3 separate regions of the Homo sapiens genome follow, and all the other regions are linked to region 1. A link is a loop called in an ENCODE intact Hi-C map of the cell type or tissue named here. Cell type or tissue: PC-3. All regions are shown on one strand.

Region 1 (8,000 bases):
GCTAAAATATAATACTTTGGGTTCATTTTCATATGAACTTGGATAATAAAACAAAGAAATAATAACATGCAATGAAAACACACTCAAATGAGAGAGCCAACCGGGAGATGACTGTCAAAAAAAGTTTGAGAGTTAAAATGGCAGATAGTTTCAAAGCTTTCAGGAAAATCAATTAGAGCCTAAGTGACCTCTAGGACAAGTATCTGGACACTAGCCACTTTACAAATTCCAATCTAGGCGTGAGTAACAAGTGAATTAAACTGCTTAGAGTTCTATCAATAATCAGGAATGTATAGTTTAGATAGATTACCTTAAATTTTAATCAATAATTTTAAAGGGACCCAGTAATCAGCTTCATTACACTCTACCCAGATGAAGTAAGTGGGGTCAACTAACTAAAATATAAAGGAGTTTTCAACTGCTCACCTCTCCTCACAAATGGGTACTCTCCCGACTGACTCTGTGACATTTATACAGCCTGTAATTCTGAACACATCACCTGCTTTAGGAGACCTAGCAGCAACTCCATATGTAGACTTAAGATCTTGTTAAGCACTTGGGCCTGATAGAAACTGACAAAGTCTTTGCCTTACCTGAGATTCCAGCACAGCTGAGCACCCAGGAGATTCCCAGTTGACAAATAGTGAGGGCAAAGAGCAAGCCGGTCCCCAAGCTGAGCTTCCCCCAGGTCCTTCTTTTGATCCACTGGCTTCCCAGCCCATCTGTTTTCATTCTTAGTTTAATTTGATGAGGGAGGTGGTAAAGAAGCACATCATTGCAGATGTCAAACGCATAAGGTAAATAAGAATCCACAGAGTTGCTACCCTCAGCTTTTCTCTAAGTGATCTCAGAGGGCATTATGATTATAACATTAAACCAGGATACCGAGTTTGGGGGCAGCTTATCAGTTAACCATGACATTCCATGAAAAGCGTGGACCAACCAACATTTTGTTAGAACAGACTGACTAATAAAGAGGGAAGGGATAAGACAAAGTGACACTGTTCCCCTGGCTTTTCAAATTATCCAGGGAATAAAAGAAATTGCAGGGCAAATATCCATCCTGAATTAAAAGCTACTCAGGGGATGAGAAACAAATGAAAATCTATTATGCCATAGAAAGAGTCTCCAGAGGCCTAGAGCAATTTTTTTAAATATGAGCCACTGATTAATGACTTTGGCTACAAGGGAATGCCTAGGGAATTAGAGACTTGTAATTTAATTTCCTTCTGGGAGTAGCAAGTCCAGAAGGAGAGGAAGCCACCTTACTAATTGGTATTAGAAAATTGGGGTTAAAGGAAAAAAGAGGAAATAAAGTTGAGTTCAGGAATCTTATGGAGATGATGTCATGTCAAATACAGTCTTCATAGAGATGAGAGCGATAACTGACAGTTACTGAGTGCTTACTATATGCCAAGAACTTCCAAGTGAATTCTGTTCTGTAGCGCAGGTACTACCACATATTTTATCAATTCTGAAACAAAAACACACATACACACAGATTTTAGACATACATATCATTTTCTATACATCATGTCTTTATCTATATATATTTTTATATAAGATTGATGTCACCTTACAATCACTATGGGCCAAAGGGCAGACATGATGTAATTCTCTTGTTGTCTATGAATGCGCAAACTCATATTCCTGTCACTTCAGTTGACTTATGCACATCATTGGCACTGTATATGCCGAGTTTAATTGCTGCTGTTTAAAAATATTTCACACTAAACCAAAGGTTTTTTGACAAGCATAAGATGTGACTTTAAATTTGGTATTAGTAAAGTAAATACTCATTATAAGAAAGAAATTTCATCTTTTTTTCCAAAGCAACAGCCAAATGCTTTATGGGGCACTAAGAAATGAAAGCATCAATAAATAAATGAAGTTGTGCTTCATTTTGTTTCTAGACATATGTAAAATAATTGTCTATTACATGACAAGCAATTCAAGCAAAGGCAGGGATATATGCAAAATAATTGTCTATTTCATGCCAAGCAATGCAAGTGAAGGCAGGAAAAATTGCCAAGTCCCCAGCAATAGATTAATGACATTTCCAAACTCAGAGAGACTGATTTGACTAACTTGTACATGAGCCTGATTTGACTGATTTGTACATCATTAGCAGTGTTATGTTTTGTTTTCTTATTGATACGTAAAATAATGGTGCATCTCCTGTCTGATGGCACTTAGATTCAATAAACTAGAGTACTGCCACATCTTTTTCTTTTCAGACAAGAAAATCAAGACAAAGGCAAGTTACTTGTCCCAAAACCCACAGAAAGTGAACTTTTTAGAGATATTTAGAATTAGTTCAGTCTGATTGCAGAACTTATTATTTTAATCAGTATGAAAAACTACTTTCCAAACATGGAAAGAAGGTTGGCATAATCTTTTGAAAAATTAAGTCAGAGCATGGCATTTCTCTTTCCAATACATTTTCATCTCATGCTGAGTAAAAGTTGAAGTTCTTACAAGGGCTTACTAGGCCTTGCAAGATCTGCAGTTCCCTTCCTGCCTGTTTGCCACTGCCTCTCAACCTCATCTTCTTCTATTCCCCTTCACTCAACTCTACTCCAATCCTATTGACTACTTGCCTTCCCCATGCCACGCTAGCAAATTTGCTCCTACTTCAAATATACTCCTACCTCAGGGCCTTTGCATTTGTTATTCTCACCACTGGGAATACTTCCCCATCACATCTTCACTTGGTCACTTTCTCATTCCTTCATCCCTGACCTATATAAAAATAGCAGAACTCTTGCTCCATCTCATGCCCTGTCTATTCCCTTTAACATGTTCTATCTTCTCCATAGCATATTATTATATGAAATATCATATATATGACTTTGTTCATTTTCTTGTTGATTGCAACAATGTAAGTAAGCTTCAGAAGGCAGGACCTTTGTTTTATACATTTCTGTATCTGTGTAGACAGTAGGCATTCGATAAGTAAATGAAGAAAATGAATGGATCTTCCTCTGACAAGGTCATTCCACTGTCTTTCCCTTCTGTTTTATTGTCAGTCCAGAGAATTATGCAAATTGGAATCTATGGATTATTATTGCTTGTAAATCAGTAATGCTCTTTTTCATCCCATTTGAGAGATTTAAAAGGGTTGACACTCGGGAGGCTGAGGCAGGAGAATGGCATGAACCCGGGAAGCGGAGCTTGCAGTGAGCAGAGATTGTGCCACTGCAGTCCGCAGTCCGGCCTGGGCGACAGAGCGAGACTCCGTCTCAAAAAAAAAAAAAAAAAAAAAAAGGTTGACACTCTTATGATAGAGTGTTTCGAAATGCAGATTTCAGAGCTAGACTACCTGGATTTTAATGCTGGCTCTACCATTTGCCTATGCAATGTCACAAAAGTTACTCAACTCCTCTGAGTCCTCGTTTCCTCATCTGTAAGACTGGGATAATACTAGTGTAGGACTTACACCTGAGGATTCTTATAAGGATTAAATTAAATAATACAGGGATTATTAGCAAGTGCTAAGTATTAAAATATATATATATTTTTGAGACGGAGTCTCACTCTGTCTCTCAGGATGGAGTGCAGTGGCACCATCTCGGCTCACTGCAACCTCTGCCTCCTGGGTTCAAGCAATTCTCCTGCCTCAACCTCCTGAGTAGCTGGGATTATAGGTGCATGCCACCAAGCCCTGGTAATTTTTTTGTATTTTTAGTAGAGACGGGGTTTCACCGTGCTAGCCCCAGGATGGTCTCGAGTTCCTGACCTCGTGATCTGCCTGCCTTGGCCTCCCAAAGTGCTGGGATTACAGGCATGAGCCACCGCGCCCTGCCAATAAAATAATTATTTTTATTGGCAAATTATTTCCAACCTACCTAATAGGAACCGTTAAGAGCAAGACGGTTCTCAATGGGGGAAATTCTTCCTCCAAAGAAGATATTTTCCATGCTAGAGACATTTTGATTATCACAGTTAGGGATGGGGTGCAGGATGTTCCTGTTATCTAGTGGGTAAGAAGACAGGGATGCTGCTAAACATTCTATAATGCACAAGGGGGTCCTCCACAACAAAGCATTGTCACGCCCAATGTCAATAATGTCATTGATGAGAAATCCAGGGAGAGATTATTTGTTTCAATGTACTTCACCCTTCAGTATTCCAGAATAAGTAAGACATGTAAAGGGGAAACGTTTTTGTAAACCACCTCCACTCCATCTGTCATGTTTTGAAATCAGCTTAAAGATGAAAATCCATGCTTATATTACCCTTCTCCAGAGGCCTGGCCTTAAATCTCTCCATACTATTTTCTTTTATGATTCAACCCAAAAGAGATTCAGATTCAGGTGTTGCTGTCCAGACCTCAGGATTCCCAGGCAATTGTACTTGAAGATTCTCGTGTTGGCCTTTTCAGTTCTGCATCAGACCACTAGAGGGTAGAGAAACACTATCAATCATTCAGCATTTGGGTACCTGACAGTTTTCAGTAATACAAATCTTAATAAAATGCTAAATTATTTCTGGCTTATGAAATAAAAACTGCCCAGAACGGCTTTATTAAACACCTCTATATGTACACAGTTTTAGAGGCTGATTCAAGTATTTTACTCTGTCATCACCCTCAAACTCTAAAGTATAGTAGTAATTTAAGTCAATATTATATGTTAAATGGAGGCCTAATAAATGGCCATTGATGATCTTATGACTATTATGATAATATTATGATAATATGTTATGACTATGTTGGTAAAGCTCTTTTTTGATGAAGATTTAATCATGCTGTGACTTAAATCATATCAAATTGATTTAAATGATTCTCCCCACCAGGAATTAAGCAAAAATTGAGAGTGAATTGAAATCTAAAAATGAACTCCAATATGGAATAAGTAGCATTATTTTGTTGAACCCTGACCCAAACGCAGCCCAAAGTATAAACGCTTATTGTCTTATCAATACTTCATTAGGATGAACCTGAATGACTAAACAAATTACAGCATTATCACCAACTATCTAGATATATCTCAATCCCACACACTCAGGTTTGAAATAGAGGCACTGTATTAGTCTGTTTTCATGCTGCTGATAAAAACATACCTGAGACTGGGCAATTTACAAAAGAAAGAGGTTTAATTGACTTACAGTTCCACAGGGCTAGGGAGGCCTCACAATCATGGTGGAAGGCAAAGAGGAGTAAGTCATGTCTTACATGAATGGCAGGAGGCAAAGAGAGAGAGAGAGGTTGTGCAGGGAAACTCCCACTTATAAAACCATCAGATCTCTTGAGCCTTATTCACTATCAGGAGAAAAGCATGTGAAAGACCTGCTTTTCTCACGATAATGATGATTCAGTGATTCAATTACCTCCCACCAGGTCCTTCCCAAAACATGTGGGAATTTGAGATGAGATTTTGGTGAGGACATAGCCAAACCATATCATTCTGCCCCTGGACCCTCCAAAATCTCATGTCCTCACATCTCTAAACTAATCGTGTCTTCCCAACAGTCTCCCTAAGTCTTAATTCATTTCAGCATTAACTAAAAAGTCCACAGTCCAGAGTCTCATCCAAGTCAAGGCAAGTTCCTTCTGCTTATGAGCTTGCAAAATCAAAAGCAAGTTAGTTACTTCCTAGATACAATGGGGGTACAGGCATTGGGTAAATACAGCCATTCCAAATGGGAAAAATTGGGCAAAACAAAGGGGCTACAGGCCCCATGCAAGTCTGAAATCCAACAGGGCAGTCAAATCTTCTCCAAAATGATCTCCTTTGATTCCATGTCTCACATCCAGGTCGTGCTGATGCAAGAGGTGGGTTCCCATGGTCTTGGGCAGCTCTGCACCTATGGTTTTAAAGGGTAAAGCCTCCCTCCTGGCTGCTTTCATGGGCTGCCATTGAGTGTCTACAGCTTTTCCAGGCACATGATGCAAACTATCAGCAGATCTACCATTCTGGGGTATGGAGGAAAGTGGCCCTCTTCTCACAGCTCTACTAGGCAGTGCCCCAGTGGGGACTCTGGGTGGGGGTGCCCACCCCACATTTCCCTTCTGCATTGCGCTAGCAGAGTTTCCCCATGAGTGCCCTGCCCCTGCAGCAAACTTCTGCCTGGACATCCAGGTGTTTCTGTACATCCTCTGAAACCTAGGCAGAGGTTTCCAAACCTCAATATTTGACTTCTGTGCACCCACAGGCTCAACACCACATGGAAGCTGCCAAGACTTGGGGCTTGCACCCTCTGAAGCCACAGCCTGAGCTGTACCTTGGCCCTATTTAGTCACAGCTGGAGTGGCTGGGACACAGGGCACTGAGTCCCTAGGCTGCACACAGCACAGAAACCCTGGGCCTAGCCCAGAAGACTATTTTTTCTTCCTACACCATTGGGCCTGTGATGGGAGGGGCTGCCATGAAGACATCTGACATGCCTGGAGACATTTTCCTCATTGTTTTGGGGATTAACATTCAGCTCCTTGTTACTTACACAAATTTCTGAAGCTGGCTTGAATTTCTCCTTAGAAAATGGGATTTTCTTTTCTGTCACATTGTCAGGCTGCAAATTTTCGAAACTTTCATGCTCTGTTTACCTTTTAAAACTGAATGCCTTTAGCAGCACCCAAGTCACCTCTTGAATCCTTTGATGCTTAGAAATTTCTTCATCAAATACCCTAAATCATCTTTCAAGTTCAAAGTTCCACAAATCTCTAGGGCAGGGGCAAAGTGCCACCAGTCTCTTTGCTAAAATATAACAAGAGTCACTTTTGCTCCAGTTCCCAATGAGTTCATCTCCTTCTGAGACCACCTCAGCCTGGATTTCTTTGTTCATATCATTATCAGCATTTTGGCCAAAGCCACTCAACAAGTCTCTAGGGAGTTCCAAATTTTTCCACATTTTCCTATCTACTTCTGAGCCCTCCAAACTGTTCCAACCTCTGCATGTTACCCAGTTTCAAAGTCACTTCCACATTTTGGGGTATCTTTTCATCAATGTCCCACTCTACTGGTACCAATTTACTGTATTAATCCGCACTCACACTGCTAATAAAGACATACCTGAGACTGGGCAATTTACAAAAGAAAGAGGTTTAATTGACTTACAGTTCCACATGGCTGGGGAGGCCTCACAATCATGGTGACCCACAAGGAGGTGCAAATCATGTCTTACATGGATGGCAGCAGGCAATGAGAGAGAGCTTGAGCAGGAAAACTCTCATTTTTAAAACCATCAGATCTCGTGAACTTATTCACTATCACAAGAACAGCGTGGGAAAGACTCACCCCCATGATTCAATTACCTCCCACCAGGTCCCTCCTGCAACTCATGGGAATTTGAGATGGGATTCGAGTGGGGACACAGCCAAACCATATCAGGCATTGATAAAAAGTTGAAGGAAACTTTGGAGGAAGAAGAGTAAAGAATTAAAGAACAAAGTGGCCAGCTGTTTTCACTTTCAACTAAAAGTTAATAAAAGTGCAGATACAAATACTACAGAAGAGATTCCTAAGCTTATTCCTGACTTACTCCAAGTTATCCATAATTATCTCTAAAGATATTGCAAAATTATATTCAAAAATTATTTTAATTTTCTTTGACTTACACACACATGCACACATAACCACAAATAAACAAAAAGGCTGTGTGAATATTTTGACACACAGCTGTCAAACTGAATGATGCTGTCAATTAGTAAATGAGAGTAGGAATCAATGACTAAGAAATGTTTAAGCATCACACCAGAAAGCATCAGATTTTAGGAGACTGCAAAGAATCGTGATTAACTGTTAAAGTCTGGTATTAGACTATCTGTGTTTGAAAATTGCCTCTACAAGTTAATAATTTTGAAGCTCTGGGAAAATAATTTTACATCTCTTTGTTGTAACTTAAAATAGCATAAATGTCTTAGTATACGTAAGTGCATATAGGTATAGCACTTAGCACGGTGCTTGGCACATGTTAACTCTCTATGTAAGTGTTTTCTATGAGAATTATAATTTCCTTTAATAGATAAACCAAGAGATAACATATAAATCTTGTCTCTT
Region 2 (8,000 bases), 220 kb after region 1:
ATGTCCTAGCACAAAAGCAACACACATGGTACTTCTGCTCACATTTCACCAGCCTAATGAAAACCGTTCATATGGTTTCAACCTAACTGCAAGGGAGGCTGGGGAAAGGAAAGGAGCACAATACCATCAATATTTGGTGAGCTCAAACAGATCACCTGACATGTTTGTATCTGACTCCTCATCTGCCAATCTGGGATAGCATCTGCCTCCTTTAGACCACACAGAAAGAGCAGATGTTCAAAACATGGTTGACCACTAATTAAACTCTGAACAATAGACAGCTTAATGCCCAAAACTATTCCTTATACCTAGCTTTTTGCAAAAATTAGGTTCCTGAAACTCTGGAATGTAATAAATTTGTGTTAATCAAATTAGGTCTTTTTTTAATTAACAAGAAATTCATTATGCAAAACTGGGGCTGTTGTTCTATCTGGCTTCTACAATGGATACACACTGATAGGTGTGTTGACAAAAGGAAACCGCAATTAGCAGATGTATAAATTGTCCTTATGTTTGCAGTTACAAAGGTTGAATGTTGGTCTTAGTAATACTGTGTGCATCCTTGATACACTGCAGTGGAAGATTAAGAAGAAATGTAGAAATTGCCAGTTCCAATCTAGCAGCCAGAGCAGCCAATTCCCAGTTCTCAGAGATGGGGGGAAATACCTGAATGGGAGGCAACTTCTTAACTATTTAGAGACATAGATATCATTTCAAAAGTTATCACCCTTTTTTAAAAAATCAAGGTAGGGGATGAGGAGACGCCCTCCACCAAAAATAAAAAATAATGTTATAGTGTTGTAGATCCTTAAGCTCTTAAGAGAGACAATAGGGATTTCTGCTAAAGTAGGACAGATTTCTGTTAGAAGTTTTTTAAAAATTTCTCAATATTTAGGAAGGTTTTCGTTCCCCACACAGAAACTAAGATAGCATATGAAACTTGACCGAGGAAGGTTTAGGGCTTTGGGAGGAAGAACTAATGAAGTACTTATGAAAATCACAATTTCATTTACCAATGATGACATGGTCTAGAATTGCCCACATACATGATCTGCTTATTCAAGGTCAAAATAAATGCTAATCAATAAAAGGTATTGTCCTCCAGGGCACAGCACTTAGCATAACCTGTGATCTTAAATACTACACAAGAATGGTTTTCTTTAACAGACCTGAGTGTTATAACCAAGTAAACTTGCTACGTAAGTCCTGCCTCTTAACCTTTCATCTCAGGGCCTGTATCTGAGACCTTTGTTTATTAACCTGATAACTCTCCCGCCACAGTTTATCTTGCAAGTGATAGAGCAGTCTCAATATTTCCTAGTAACCAGCCATTTCGGAGAAAGCACAAAACGTTTGTTCAGCCAACATGGTAGTGTCTGGCTGTCTGGCCATCTCCAAGGGGATCTTGGCTTATGTACAACTATAGATATGACAAAGCTGTCTATAATAATTTTAACTGTTGGATGCATTATCTCAATGCTGAAAACCCCTTCATAATTGTACAAACACATAAAACCTGGCAAATAAACTACCTTTTTAAATATAGTGGAATTATCTCTTATCCATTCACCACGGAACTAAATGTAACAAATAACTGTTATAGCACCACAGCATACAACCAGTGGCTTCCTCAGAAACTTCAATCCAATACCTTTTAAAGAAAATAAAACAAGATTTCTAGAGTATTAAACTGGAAGAATATATTTATTCATGTGGTAAGAGTGGTGTTGGGAGGAAGAAAAGGGTTGTACCTTCTTTAGAATACTACATGTCTATAGACTCGGAATCTCATCATTACCAAAAGCTTATATACAAGATTTATTTCCAATAGAAAACAGGTCAATAGCCTTCCCATAGATAAGGACTTGAAACTGTGAGCAATTATCTAATAAAAGCTTTTAAACTAAATTGCTAATTAAGGTGAATTTAATATGCATATCAGGCAGGAATGAGGAGCGTGTAATTTATGTATCACAAAGCCTAGAACAAGTATATTACAATTCAGTAGTTTAGAGATATTATTTTTTGATTAAAGTATATTACAAACAAATGCCCTTTCCCCTGATTTCAAGATCAACAGGAAGACATTGAGATTTTACCACTTTCTTAAGGCCATTGGTTTCATAAGTTACAGAAATTTAGAGCAGAAGTGATCTTAAGGGATTATCTAAAAACTGCTTCATTTTACAGATGAAGAAAGTGATGCCCAGAAAGGTTAAAGAACTTGTGCAAAGAACAAAATCCAGGCAAGACTTCTCTGGGCTCTACTCTTACATCCTCCATTTTCCAGCTGCACATAAATAGCAAAGGTTGGTTTTCCACATAAGCTTTGGGGAACTGTAACTAGAAAGATATTTGAATGATAGGCATTCATAAGCACTCCTAAAGGAAGCAAGAATTGTTAGCTTTGAAATAACACAACCGCTGTTCTCAAGTGCTGAATGACAACTTTTTGCTCATCTGTTAAAATTTAGTTGCTGTAGGCCGGGCGCAGTGGCTTACGCCTGTATTCCCAGCACTTTGGGAGGCCAAGGCAGGTGGATCACGAGGTCAGGGGTTCAAGACCAGCCTGGCCAAGATAGTGAAACTCCTTGTCTACTAAAAATGCCAAAAAAAATTATCCAGGTGTGGTGGCAGGCCTCTGTAACCTCAGCTACTTGAGAGGCTGAGGCAGAGAATTGCTTGAACCCGGGAGGCAGAGGTTGCAGTGAGCCGAGATCATGCCACTGCACTCCAGCCTGGGTGACAGAGCGAGACTCCATCTCAAAAAAAAAAAAAAAATGTAGTTGCTGTAAAAATAACAAACATTTTTCACTTGTCCCTAACTCATCTTGTTAACAGTGACAAATGACTCATTGAGAAATGACTTTTAACAGCTTCCAATTGCCTGATGAATTTTTATAACTGCCTTTTACTGGGTCAAGGAGCAGCCATGTGTAACCCTTTGGGGCCATTATTGGGTACAAACTCTGTGGCAATCGCACTTGCTATATCATTCATTCAGTTGATAAGCCAGAGGGATCAAAGTTAACATGCTCACACTTAGTACACCTCATCCCCCGAAGGAAAGAGAAATGCCTGCCCTTGGCTTCAATGAAAAACACGTAAGAGAACATGTAGGTGGATAGGAACAACATTAGCAATACTATAGCACAATCCCAAGAGCATGACAAGAGGCCCCTTGCACTATTATATCCATATACAAAAGTCCACATATATATTTCTAAAGAAAGGTACAAAATAGAATCCTTTGCATCGTAATACTTTAGAGCTCAGACAAAAATCCACTTCTCCTGATATCTATTCTAATGTTCTCTCCTTTATACTCATAGATCATAATGACTCATTAAAACTTCCAGCAAGCTTGTGTGTTAAAATAATCTTTTTTTTTTTTTTTTTGAGACAAGAGTCCCCCACTGTCACCCAGGCTGGAGTGCAGTGGTGCGATCTCAGCTCATTGCAACCTCCGCCTCCCGGGTTCAAGTGATTCTCCTGTCTCAGCCTCCCCAGTAGCTGGGATTATAGGCACATGCCATGCTACCCTGCCTGACTAATTTTTGTATTTTTAGCAGAGATGGGGTTTCACCATGTTGACCAGGCTGGTCTTGATCTCTTGACCTCAAGTGATTTGTCTGCCTCGGCCTCCCGAAGTGCTGGGATTGCAAGCGTGATCCACCACACCCGACCTAAAATAATCTTATGTGATGGCAACTTTTAGATTCCTAATTGTAGGTATTCTAATCTAATTCTAATCTATTCTTTTTTTGTTTTGTTTTTTTGAGACGGAGTCTTGCTTTGTCATCCAGGCTGGAGTGCAATGGCGCGATCTCTGCTCACTGCAACTTCCGCCTCCCGGGTTCAAGCGATTCTCTTGCCTCAGCCTTCCAAGTGGCTGGGATTACAGGCACCTGCCACCACGCCCGGTTACTTTTTGTATTTTTAGTAGAGACAGGGTTTCACTGTGTTGGCCAGGCTGGTCTCGAACTCCTGACCTCGTGATCCACCCGCCTTGGCCTCCCAAAGTGCTGGGATTACAGGCGTGAGACACCGCGCCTGGCCAATGCTAATCTATTCTTAAAGATTCTCTTTGTGAAAAGAACTATTGTGGCTTACTACTATAACTTCTCCTTTTTTTCTCTTCACTAAAAAACTAATTTAAAACGGAGTGACTAATTTATTGCTGTGCTCAATTGTGTTAATAATGCCTGAACTAAAATAAAAATTGCTTTGTCAGGGTGGAGGAAATATGAAAAAAATATTTTTAATTTTCTTTCATAACGTTTTAAAGTTGCTCTCATAATGATGAACTTTTGAAAAATTACTTATGCTCTCACTTTGAAAATTATTACAGGGTCTTTCTAAGGAAAAAGGAGGACCTGAATTTAAGAGTAACCTTGAGTTAAAAAGAAAAAGCAAAGTGATAAGATCAAAGGCAAAATTAGCCCTAAGGACTTCAGGTTCTCTGAAAAATTTGTTCTCTTCCCAAACATCAGTTAGAATAAAGCAGATGTACTGTTCTTTAGTCAGCCGGATACAATCAAAGCATTACCTTCTATATCAATGGAACAAGAATTTCCATAAATTATTAAGGACAGCCTATTTGGACTGAAGGTCAAAGACGCCCTTTTTAAAAGTATGTTTGCACTTCAGTTAGTACAGTTTTCTCTTTTTCATTTGCAGAAAGTAAGTGGTTAAAACTATAATGCTGAAGAAAAATGTCCTCCTGAGTCACAAAGCTAAGAATGTCTAGAGCCACTTCCGAATATAAGTTTTTTCTGGAGATTTATACCTCTGCTGATTCACAACTTCCCAAACACTGAGAGGATGAGGGGGGGAAAGGTAGCCGCCTCTTCCAGTTAACTATAAAATGTATTTTTTAAAAATCATATGGTCTTTAGAAATGTGAAAGCAGTTGGGCTCTTTATATTTACAGAAATTAAGATTTCCCCCACTTAAATATATTTTTATATGAGTTACTTATTGGGTAGGGGAAGATAGCACTGTGGAGGGAAGAGAATATTCCTTCTCATTTGATATTTTTAAGAATCACAAAGACAAACGGCAAACTAAGTTGCACAATGAAAGATCATCCCAACTGATGAGCTAAACTTACAAAGTGTGAACCAAAGAAATGAATGACAACTGGCAAAAAGATCCAACTGTGATGGACTCTTAGACACACAGACTAGTTACATGAATATAATGCTGTTTTCTTTACCAGCAACAATTTCTCTCAAGGATAAGAAAAAGGGAAACACACATTAACACAGGATCTGCTGTGCCAGAGGCTTTGCTGAGGTTTTACTGGACACCTTTAAACCTCAGTGTAAGCCTGCAATGGCTCCCATTTTATAAGGATAAGAAAGGCCCAAACAGAGATGAGGGTAACAACATGTACTAACTACCTACTACGTGCATTCATTCAACAAATATTAATTAATTGATGTATTCATTAAGTCCACCTGGAGTCAGGAAAATTAAAAAATATCCTGTTTCCTGAAAACTAAATTGACAAATCTAAAATGGCTTGGAGACATCAGGACAAAGGGAACACTAAACACCCATTTCAGTTTACCAGCGCTAGCAGCAGGGATGATTGACATGCACGGAATAGAGGACAATGATCTAATTGCTCAGAATCCATATGTTTGTGTGAAACCATCTAGCATTCTGCGCTGTCCAAGACAGTAATCGCTAGCAATATGTAGCAATTTAATTTAAACTTAAATTAGTTAAAAACTCAGGGAAGTTAAAACTTTAGTTCCTCGGTCACAGTAGCTACACATCAAGTGCTCAATAGCCACTTCAGACAAGTGGCTACTGTAATGGACAGTGCAGATATAGAACACACCACCATCACAGAATGTCCTATTGGATAGCACTGTTGGATTCTAAACATCCTAAATCAGATAAGGAATTTAACATATACTCTTGATTCAGAGGGCTTTTTTTTTAAAATACTACTTTACATTTATATAGCACTTCATGATTTTCCAAAGACTGAAAAGGAGTATTTATCTGATCCATGCTAAAATTATACTCCTACTATGGTGAAGGAACTTGGAATTTAGAGAAGTTATGTGACTGACAAGGTCATATATTAGTATCCAAGAGCAGAGAAGATAATCTCAGTCTCCTAGTTCAGCATTTTCAGAGCAGAGTGAAAATATAATCACTCAGAAGTCCAACACAGCTTTGAATCTCATCTTCAATACAGACCAGTTGTATGACGTGGAACAAGTATTTAGCATTCTGGGCTTCAGTTTCCTCATCTGAAAAACTGGGATGATAATGACAACTCCACAGAAAGTAATATTAACTACCAGATGGTATGAGCTTGGTATACTATCCAGGTGACTACCTTCGCCTGAACACTAAGCAGGATTTTTTTTTTAATCTTAATTTTCAAAAAAATTCAATGCTATTTTCTACAAATAGAATTAGCAGAAGTGGTTCAAAATTTAGGAAGCTGATTTTGAGTACATTGGCATTTCCAACTGTTATATATACTCTCCTCTCAGCTGCTATATTTGGGCTACCTCAGAATTGTTGTCAGAATTAAATGAGAATTTAAATAGCACATAAGATCTGACATGTAGATGTGTCCAATAAGTGCAAGTTCTCGCTTCACCTTCCTTCTCTACCCTAACGCCCTGTAAGTCTTCCTGGTGTGTACCTGCAGCACCACACAATTTAGGAAGCCTAGACTCTATCCTGCATGGATAAATGACTCAGCAAGCTTATTTACAGTGTGATGGTTTAACATACAACTTCCATAAGACTATATATTACATATTATAATAGAAAGCAGTAGGAAAATAACCTTAAGTATTCAGAAAATCACATTACGGGAAGCTTTAAGAATGTATTTATTCCATATATTGATTACTCAGCTAATAGAGAGGTATGTTCTAAAATATGTCTTCAGTTTTGCTTAGAAGATCTGAAGCAGACTTACCTTCTTAAGTATATTGGGTTAAAGAAACTAAACTTAATCTACATACTCTAGGTCAATGATTTATAATTTTAGGTCAGCTCTGAATTTTTTGAGCAGCTGTATTTTAACTACTTTAGTTTTTACAAAATGTATTTGTACTATACCGATCCACAAAAGAGTCCTGAAACAAAGAAATGATGACAGACTAGTCTACCCTCAAAGAGGTAGGTGCTTTAAGCATCTTCTGGTTGGTACTAAAACCATTTGGCCTCAGAATAGGCCAAAAGATGTGAATCTTAAAATACCTGGGAAAAATCTACCATGGATAGTCAACATTTATTTGTTCCTTAGAGCCAATAGAGGCTCTACATACACATTTCACTGGAATCTGATACCAATCCTCTAACGCCTAAAGTAGGGCAGGTGTTATTCTATTTTTCCAGGTGAGGAACTTGAGAGTTCAAGAGATGACATGATACAGATAATTATAAAACCAGGACTAGAATTCAGGAAGTTTGATTTCTCATCTGATGGCTTTTCTATTATCCAACCACCAAATTAAGTGAAGCTCTAATTAGAACAGGTCTAAACACAATAATGATATTTCATCTATTAAATCAAAACCAGTGTATAGAGAATGGCCACATGCACCAAACCACAGATGGCCAGTAAAGAGGAATCAGAAAAACCCATAGATATTAGACAGGCAGCAAGAGGGCATCAAATTGAATCAAGTTGTCTAGCTCCATACTTCTGAGCTCTGTGATTGCTTCTGTTTTCTTCTGCATTTTTATTAATAACAAGAAAGAGATATAGACAGAATGCACATTGAGTTTCAGATGGCACAAATTTGGAAGAAATGATGAGAATGCTGAGGAACAAATCAACGTTTAAAAAATTATCAGTCATCAACGGTAGATTGGATAAAGAAAATGTGGTACATATATGCCATGGAATACTACGCAGCCATAAAAAAGAATGAAATCATGTTCTTCATAGCAACATGAACACAGCTAGAGGCCATTATCCTAAGTGAATTAATAATGCAGTAACAAAAACCAAA
Region 3 (8,000 bases), 410 kb after region 1:
TGTCAGTGTAGGGAGGAGACTATAATTAAGGCTTATTTACCACTATATTAATGGAAAGGTAAATAGTTGAAAAAGTAATTTTATTTTAGTTTTCTAACCAATTATCTATCATTGAACTAAAAGAAAGAGATACACATTGAAAATTTAAAGAAAAGCCCTTTGGAGATATTCTTTTAAAAAGTCTAACTACTTTATGAGAATCTATGTCTTCAGAATGCACTATTAAAATAAAGTCCTTATACCTTGCTTGGCAGCAAGCAGCTATGTCCCAGATTACAATCTACCTAGATGGGAGTTTATTAGCATAATCTCAAACCAATTTATAGCAAACAAGATTTTGTTTTCCTGTGTTTTGTTTGTTTGTTTGTTTGCTGGATTTTTATATACTAGTGGAGTCTTCCTTTTAATGCGTATATATTGGGTGAAACCATGTGAAGTCATTGATATTAGACTGTTTTTGCCTACAAAATGACAATTTCATATAATTCAACCTAATATTATCCTTTGTGGATAATAATTTTACTCTTCCATTTTATTATTCTGTTTTGTAGCACAGCTATTAAATGTCATGTGTTTGTTATACAGAACTGTCTTCTCAAAGTCCCACATACCCCATATATTCCTCGAGTTATGGTCCTGTATTATAGATGTATACTACAACAGACACATATGATCTACAATAGATATGTACAATCTATACTACAAGGGACATCCTGCTGTCCCTTGCTAAGAGGCAGTTATGCCCACCTCAATAGCACTGTCTGTCAAAACTGTCTGGATTCCTCACGTAATGAGGCTTTGCAAAACTTGAAGGGTACTGGGAGAGACAGTGAGTCTCAAAAGGTGGACCAAAGATTTTTAATGATCTATGATATTTTCTAGGCCAGAAATGTGCAATTTTAGTCTACTGACTACCTCACAAGGAGGCAGCACATCTCATAAACCTCCTGTTTGCTCCTTCTCGCTACAGGGGGAAAACCTAACTCATCAGATTTTGTAAATTTCTACAACATGCATTTGGAGTAATTCATTGAACATAAACGTACTGAACACCTACTATAAGCCAAGCACTGTGGCAAGTTGTAGACATCCCATTAATTTTTAATTTCTTAAATTATTAATGCAGCAATGCTGCTAGAGTTATAAACATGAATACTGTAAGAAACAAGAACACAGATCGATTTGAAGTCCTAGTGGTCACCAGTGATTCTTGGAATTCCCTTTAACCATCAGCTCATTGGTTACCCTCACTTCGTTTTTGTCACTGAAACTCCTAATGAGAGATCTAGGAGGCTTCTCTGCTATGGGATTAACACTGAAAGGACCCTTGAATAATTAGAATGGTTTCTGGTACAAGATAGACTCAAAATGGACTAGTCCTCTGTAGAATTCCTCTACAATAAATACTATTCTTGAGATCTATTAGAGAATTTGTAATGTCATAATGTCAGGGTTTTATTTTGGCTACAAATTAAAAATGTACCCAAAATATTTAACTAAACTGACATCATAGCAGTAGTGTCGTCAAAGACCACGCTGTTCTTCCCATTTGTTCTTACGATTAGTTTTGCACTGACTAGCAGGATCAACTGTGGCAGTGATTTGCCTTGGAAAGAATTAGCAGAATCCTAAATGGAAAGGCTAAAATTCTTAATCTTTGAAAATTTTGAAAACACTGAATAAATAAATTTTATATATGTAATTTCTATCAACAAAATTGTAAGTATTAGAAATACTTCTTAATTTATGGATAATCCATCAAAAGAGATTAACCAACGGCAGTGCTGTTTTTCTTACAGCTTCTAATGAGAAGACTAGAAGTAAGTTTAGCACCTCTGAAGGACAAATAACACAATAGGGAATCTGCTCTGCAACAGCATGTGAAATGTTACCTGGGTGGCATCTTAATACGTGAGACAGTGGGTATGGATTAGACTGAGCTCAGGGACCTCAAAGTAAAAGCTTTCCTGGGAAGGGGAACATCACACACCAGGGCCTGTTGTGGGGTGGGGTGGCAGGGGGAGGGATAGCATTAGGAGATATACCTAATGTTAAATGACGAGTTAATGGGTGCAGCACACCAACATGGCACATGTATACATATGTAACTAACCTGCACGTTGTGCACATGTACCCTAAAACTTAAAGTATAAAAAAAAAAAAAAAAAAAAGCTTTCCTGGAAATTGTTGCTGCTCCCCCCTTGTGGTAAACTATTTAGATGCATTGTAAATATGACTATAAAGTTTTTCCTATACTAAAATGTTAGGCTACATAGGCCACGTTTTATCTCCTCCCCCAACATTTTTTAAAGGAAAATGGATTATGCCAAATGATTAAATGCCACTTAAGTGTCAAAAAAAAAAAAAAAAACCCGACTTACTGTGGTAGAATCAAAAGAAAGGATATCCATAACAGGGGGAGTAGAGATCTGCAAATCGATTACCTCAAGCTTTGGATTAATCTGTGTATATACATAAAAAAAAATTATGAGATTTTCATACCATAAGAAACCAAATACTATTTGTAAAAACCTGGAGGGCATTTTCTAATATATTCTAAAATTAAAATATATTGGTATATTCATTACTATGGATAAAAAAAATTTTAAGCTAAATGTTAGCCTACCAATTCTATCAACGTATAAGAAAAGATCATTTTGGTAAGGTTGAATTCACCCCAGAAATAAAAGGTTTTCACTTTAGAAAATCAATGTAATTTACCTAAAAAGGAATATTAAAAATAAAATAAAATGACCCACCTCAAAAGATGAAGAAAAAAATCCTAGCCAGTTCAGTAAGAAAAGGAAATAAAAGGTATTAAGATAACAATTAGAAAGAAATAATATTCTCATTCATATATAATGTTATCTAGAATTTATTGCTAAATCATTAGAATAGTCAGAGTTTAAGTTAGTCCCAAAATCAATATATGAAATCAACTGCATTTCTGCATTCTAGCACACAGTTAGAAAATGCAAAATTTTAAAGGACACCATTTACAATATCAAAGAAGTTTAAAAATACATCAGAATAAACATACAAAAAAGAGTAAGACCTTATGGAAAAGAATAAAACTTATGTTAACATTAAAAAAGGCTCAAATAAGTAGAAACTGTATCATAAATAACTCAAAAACAGAGTGCTGTATATGGAAAATAAATATATTCAGAATATTCGTAATGAGAAAAGTGAAATTAAAGCAAAATACCACTTAATACCTATTAGACTGCAAAAACTAGAAAGCTCAATGACGCCAACACTGTTTGTAGCAGCATTGTTTGTAATGGCCAAAAAACTATTGGAAGTACCCTAAGTGTCTATCAACAGTTAAACAGGCTGTAAGAATTACTACAGTGACAAATTCACTGGAATGCAATACAGCAGTGAAAACAATTTATGAATGCATGAATTCAGAATTCATATGTATGAATCTCAGGACTTTAATGTTAAATTAAAAAGTAAGTTACGGAAAATATACATTCAATATAATTCCATTTACATAAAGTTCAAACTCATTCAAAATTAAACAATAATTATAGATTCAAATATATAAAGTTACAAAGAAAAGCAACAGAATGATTACCTAGAGTGGTGACTAACTTTGAGGGAGGCTATTTCAGAATTTGAAAAGACATAAAAATTAAAAATAAAATTGAAACATTATGAATACAAAGAAGTAAACAAAGAGCAACAAAGATAGCAGAGTTTTATATCAAATGAATGGTACCAATAAGTGTACTAACGAACCTTAAAGAAGAAACTATTGACTGAGCGCTTATCAGGAGTGTCCAATCTTTGGCTTTCCCTGGGCCACATTGGAAGAATTGTCTTGGGCCACACATAAAATACACTAACATTAATGATAGCTGATGAGCTAAAAAAAAAAAAATTGCAAAAATATCTCATAATGTTTTAAGACAGTTTACGAATTTGTGTTGGGCTGGATTCAAAGCCAGCATGTGACCTGTGGGCTGGACAAGCTTGGCTTAGACAGTGAGAAAGACTTCCTATGGAGGAAACACGGCATATGACGGCTCTTTAATAAAAGATCTAGAAAACAAAAACAGAGAGGGAGATGAGTAAAAGAGCATTCTTCATGGCATAGTGGAAGAATGCTGACATACTTTCACACAGGGTTAGAAAGAAGATTGTCAAGGGTCAAATTGTGAAGGGTGAAGGAATTTGGGAAGGCACAGAAAGTTGGAAGCTACAATGTGCTGAATTGAAAGAGTAATCTGACAGACACATAAAGTGTCATGAATACATTAGGGACGGCAGTGAGGACACTACAGCGTTAATCCAGGTCTGTAGTGATGAAGACTTGGCCAGTGATAAGAGGAGTGGAATAATTTTTAAAGCACTTACCATGCTTGATGGGTATGGCTGTAGTTTTAGAAACAGTAAAATCATTTTATAATTATCCAGCCAGTGTGTTAAAGGGGAGATATAACTGCAATGCTATAGTAAAGAAGGAATAAAGCTGTGCATGGTAAGGATGAGGGGCAATCAGCTCAGCTAGCCAAAACCGTTATCTCTTCCTGGCTGTCCCATAAAGCAGAAATCAAACACAGCCTCCTGCCATTAACTCTAAGTCCAGAGTTGAGGTAAAGAACAGAAATGTGAGAGTGACTTGTTTTCCTTTTAATCTTAAGACTCCCTGTCCAGAGACTGCTTGCATACGTTTTATTCTCTTTTATCTACTGCCACCTAGTGTAGACAGAAAATTATTTACCTAGAAAATACAATCTAGTTGCACCATCTGAAATTGAAACTGCTCAAGAAATCTAAATCACGTAGAGTCAGCACCTGTCATTAAAAAAAATCCTTGACCTACAAGTTGGGAAACAAGTCCTGATGTAATTAACAGTATTTAACTGCGTAAGTTGCTGCCACATAAGTTAAATAGAGCTGGAAGTTCTTACTAAGTAACATTTATAGTCCTCTCCATAAAGAAAATATGCTGAGGGGGTGATATGGTTAAATTCTTTGCTAGCTAACTCTCAGGAATACTAACAGTACCTTGTAGCTCCTGATATTTATTAAAGGGAAGAATATGTTAATAATTAGAGCTGCCTTGAAATGAAGTGGGCTGCCTATGAGAGGCCAAGTTCTCCATGGCTGAACAAGGGTATATAACTGGGACTAATGAATGAGGTAAAGGTTAGCCTGTATGACCTCAAAGGTACCATCCCACATCCCCCATTGAGGTTCTCTGTGTCCATGATACTGAGGAGTCCACGAACATAAAACCTCTACTAATAAATTCCATAAGCCTTCACTAGACTACAAGCTTCTAAAGAGCAAGGAGTATGCCCATCTTGTTCACTGCTGCATACTCTAAAGCTAGTACAACGTCCAGCACACAGATACTTTAATATCTGTTAACAGGATAAAATGTAATTTTGTTTATATTGAAGCATTACATCAAAGTGGTTAAAAACACAGAATGGAACCAGAGTGCCTGGGTTGAAATTCTACTGCTGCCACTTACTAACTTTAAGATTTAACTAACATAGACCTCAATTTCTCATGGGATAATAGTGGTACTTATTTCACCGAGATTTTAGGAATATTAACTTAATTTGTATAAAACACTTAGAACAGTCTTGTATAACTGTTAGACTTTATCATCATGTAATGAACATTTACTGAGGCCTGAAACAGTATAAACATATACCCCAGTTAGAAGTAGAATACAAAATGGATAGACAAGTGGTCATTTTAAAAAATCATAAATGGTGATGTTTTCAACCTTATTAGAAGATTGAGATAAAAACCCAATCTCAGACTTAAAAACTTAAATTGATCACTTGTACTTTTCAACAATGAATCATGGTCAGACTATCACAAAATATTATTATATAAATATTTGGTTAAGGTAAAGGACATTTTCCTTCCTGCTAAATATCATACAGAATTTCATATGCAATTTATATGTTAAGGTAATCTAAAATGGCCATAAAAAACTGAAAGCCATCAGAACATTATTTTATTAAAAAAATCTTTTTAACCAATTATAATCCCTGCTTACAATATTCTGCAATTCTCCTAGAATAACTATTTTGATGCTTTACTGTCATTAAGAGCTATCGCCATCGCTTAGAGTGGCTCTACTGTCTTCTCATCAAAATGTGTAAGAAAGAAGGGAACTGCTGCTCCGGAGAAAAATATCACACACACACACACACTGAAGGAAAGTCTGGTTTTGTCTAGGGGCAGGACAATGCAATCCAACTCATGACAGTCTGAAGAAGATAAAGTCAGCATGAACTAGTGATGTGCTATAGCACAACATGGGTAGGGTCAAGATACCTTGTGTAAAAACTGGGCTTCTTTCCCATCAAAAAAAAGAGAGAGAGGTACTGTTCTCATGTTTTTAATTAAGATGGAGTGCCTAGGCCAGGAGTACTACGAAGGATCTGTAGTTAGATAAGTAGGAAGAACCCGGGAGGGGGCTATTTCACATAGAGAGAATTTGATATTTCATGCCTTCTTTCATGTGGCCTCCTTCTCTCATTTATTTTAAAAGTAATATGGCTATCACCCCCTCTATCCATGTAGGAATTAGTAATTTATACATTTAGTCAGCTGGTACCCAAGATCTAAGACTCTGCAGGATTCCCCACCTTCAAACAAGTGAAGCGCTTAAGGCTAGCAAAGGGGTGGCTTTTGCAAAAGGCCAAACTATTTTACTCAGCAGATTGAGATTATGCAATTCAGATGAGTCTCATAGAAAACATAATACAAATCATAAAAATGTTATCTCGTTTCAAACTCAGAAATAAAACACTCATGGTCACTGCAAACAGAGAAAGAAAAATTCATCAGTTCACTTAGATACCATTTATTCTACATATTTTAATAAGATGTTTATTTTCCTTAAATCCTAATACTGACCTCAAAAAAAGATTTCTTAGTTTTAAAATATTTCCCAAGTAACTGCATGTAAATTTGCCTAAAGCTTTGAAAAAAACTTAATCTACTGAATTTAGTATTTCAAAGTAAAGTTTACTAATCATAAATGAACACAGCACAACTTCTATTCTGACTATTCCATTCTGTGTGAAAGTTTTGAACTAAGTAGTCTTTGGCTTAGTGAGGGATCCATATTTATTAATTTGAAGTAGAGTCTTTAAAACACAATTTGGTACTTAACAATTATTTATTCATAATACTAAAGTTGTTCCCTGTCTAGAAAATTTCATAACCTTGACTTTTTTATAAGAGTTTTTTTTTTTTTTTTTTTTTTGAGACGGAGTCTTGCCCTGTTGCCCAGGCTGGAGTGCACTGACATGATCTCGGCTCACTACAACCTCCGCCTCCCAGGTTCAAGCGATTCTACTGCCTCAGCCTCCTGAGTAGCTGGGATTATAGGCACGCGCCACCACACCCAGCAAATTTTTGTATTTTTAGTAGAGACGGGATTTCACCATGTTGGTCAGGCTAGTCTCGAACTCCTGACATCATTAGCCGCCCACCTCGGCCTTCCAAAGTGCTGGGATTACAAACATGAGCCACCGCACCTGGCCCAAGAGATTTTTTCAGGAAAAAAAAAAAAAAAAGAAACAATTACAACAATTGGTTGTTCATATACAGAATCCTATCACTCTTCTGGCATTTTATATCACAGGGCCTCAAAGTGTTTTACAAAAGCAAGTCATGTTTTATACTTAATTTAAGCAGCCATGCATGTTTACAGATAATTTAAACTGTGTACACAGAGGCTGACTACCTTAAGGTCACAAAAAAAAAATTCAGTCACAAGGCTCAGCATTTTGTAGAGTGCAATTGAACTCTAATTCCACGATGAAGAAAAGTCAGTGTTTAATAGAATTTTTAGGGGTATACGTGAAAAATTTGTTTGAGAGTGGCTTTGCATGGCCTGGGTCAGCCTGACCCAGCAACACAAAGCAGCCCAGCTGGTTTAATGGCTTTTTGGCTATACCATAAGAGCAGAGCCACTCAGGCAACTCCTTGACATTTTAAAGAAAGCCTAGCAC

Evidence for each region. Hi-C counts contacts between places; a loop is a spot of excess contacts. Peaks named below come from ENCODE experiments on the same cell type or tissue, not always from the same donor. Only the 100,000 strongest peaks of a DNase experiment are listed, where the experiment ranks them.
Region 2: a loop joins it to region 1, with 4 times the contacts of the local background. A loop is called at or near these places in 4 of 110 quality-filtered maps.
Region 3: a loop joins it to region 1, with 13 times the contacts of the local background. A loop is called at or near these places in 103 of 110 quality-filtered maps.

What each region holds. Positions count from the first base shown.
Region 1 is chr12:89,046,869-89,054,868 of GRCh38, forward strand. No RefSeq gene overlaps it. Among named protein-coding and RNA genes, the nearest start is that of LINC02458, 31 kb to the left of the region's middle. In PC-3, CTCF peaks have their summits at 4,407 (motif pointing right) and 4,607; a DNase peak (open chromatin) is centred at 4,383.
Region 2 is chr12:89,262,868-89,270,867 of GRCh38, forward strand. No RefSeq gene overlaps it. Among named protein-coding and RNA genes, the nearest start is that of DUSP6, 86 kb to the right of the region's middle. RefSeq lists a silencer at 1,131-1,331. In PC-3, no CTCF peak of the experiment used is centred here; no DNase peak of the experiment used is centred here; H3K27ac peaks cover 606 bases.
Region 3 is chr12:89,457,257-89,465,256 of GRCh38, forward strand. All of the region lies in intron 9 of POC1B-DUSP6 (POC1B-DUSP6 readthrough), which reads right to left. POC1B (POC1 centriolar protein B) reads right to left here. Exons shown (of 12, transcript NM_172240.3): 10 at 2,382-2,462. Among named protein-coding and RNA genes, the nearest start is that of GALNT4, 64 kb to the right of the region's middle. In PC-3, CTCF peaks have their summits at 2,223 (motif pointing left) and 4,712 (motif pointing left); a DNase peak (open chromatin) is centred at 4,685; H3K4me3 peaks cover 289 bases; H3K27ac peaks cover 344 bases.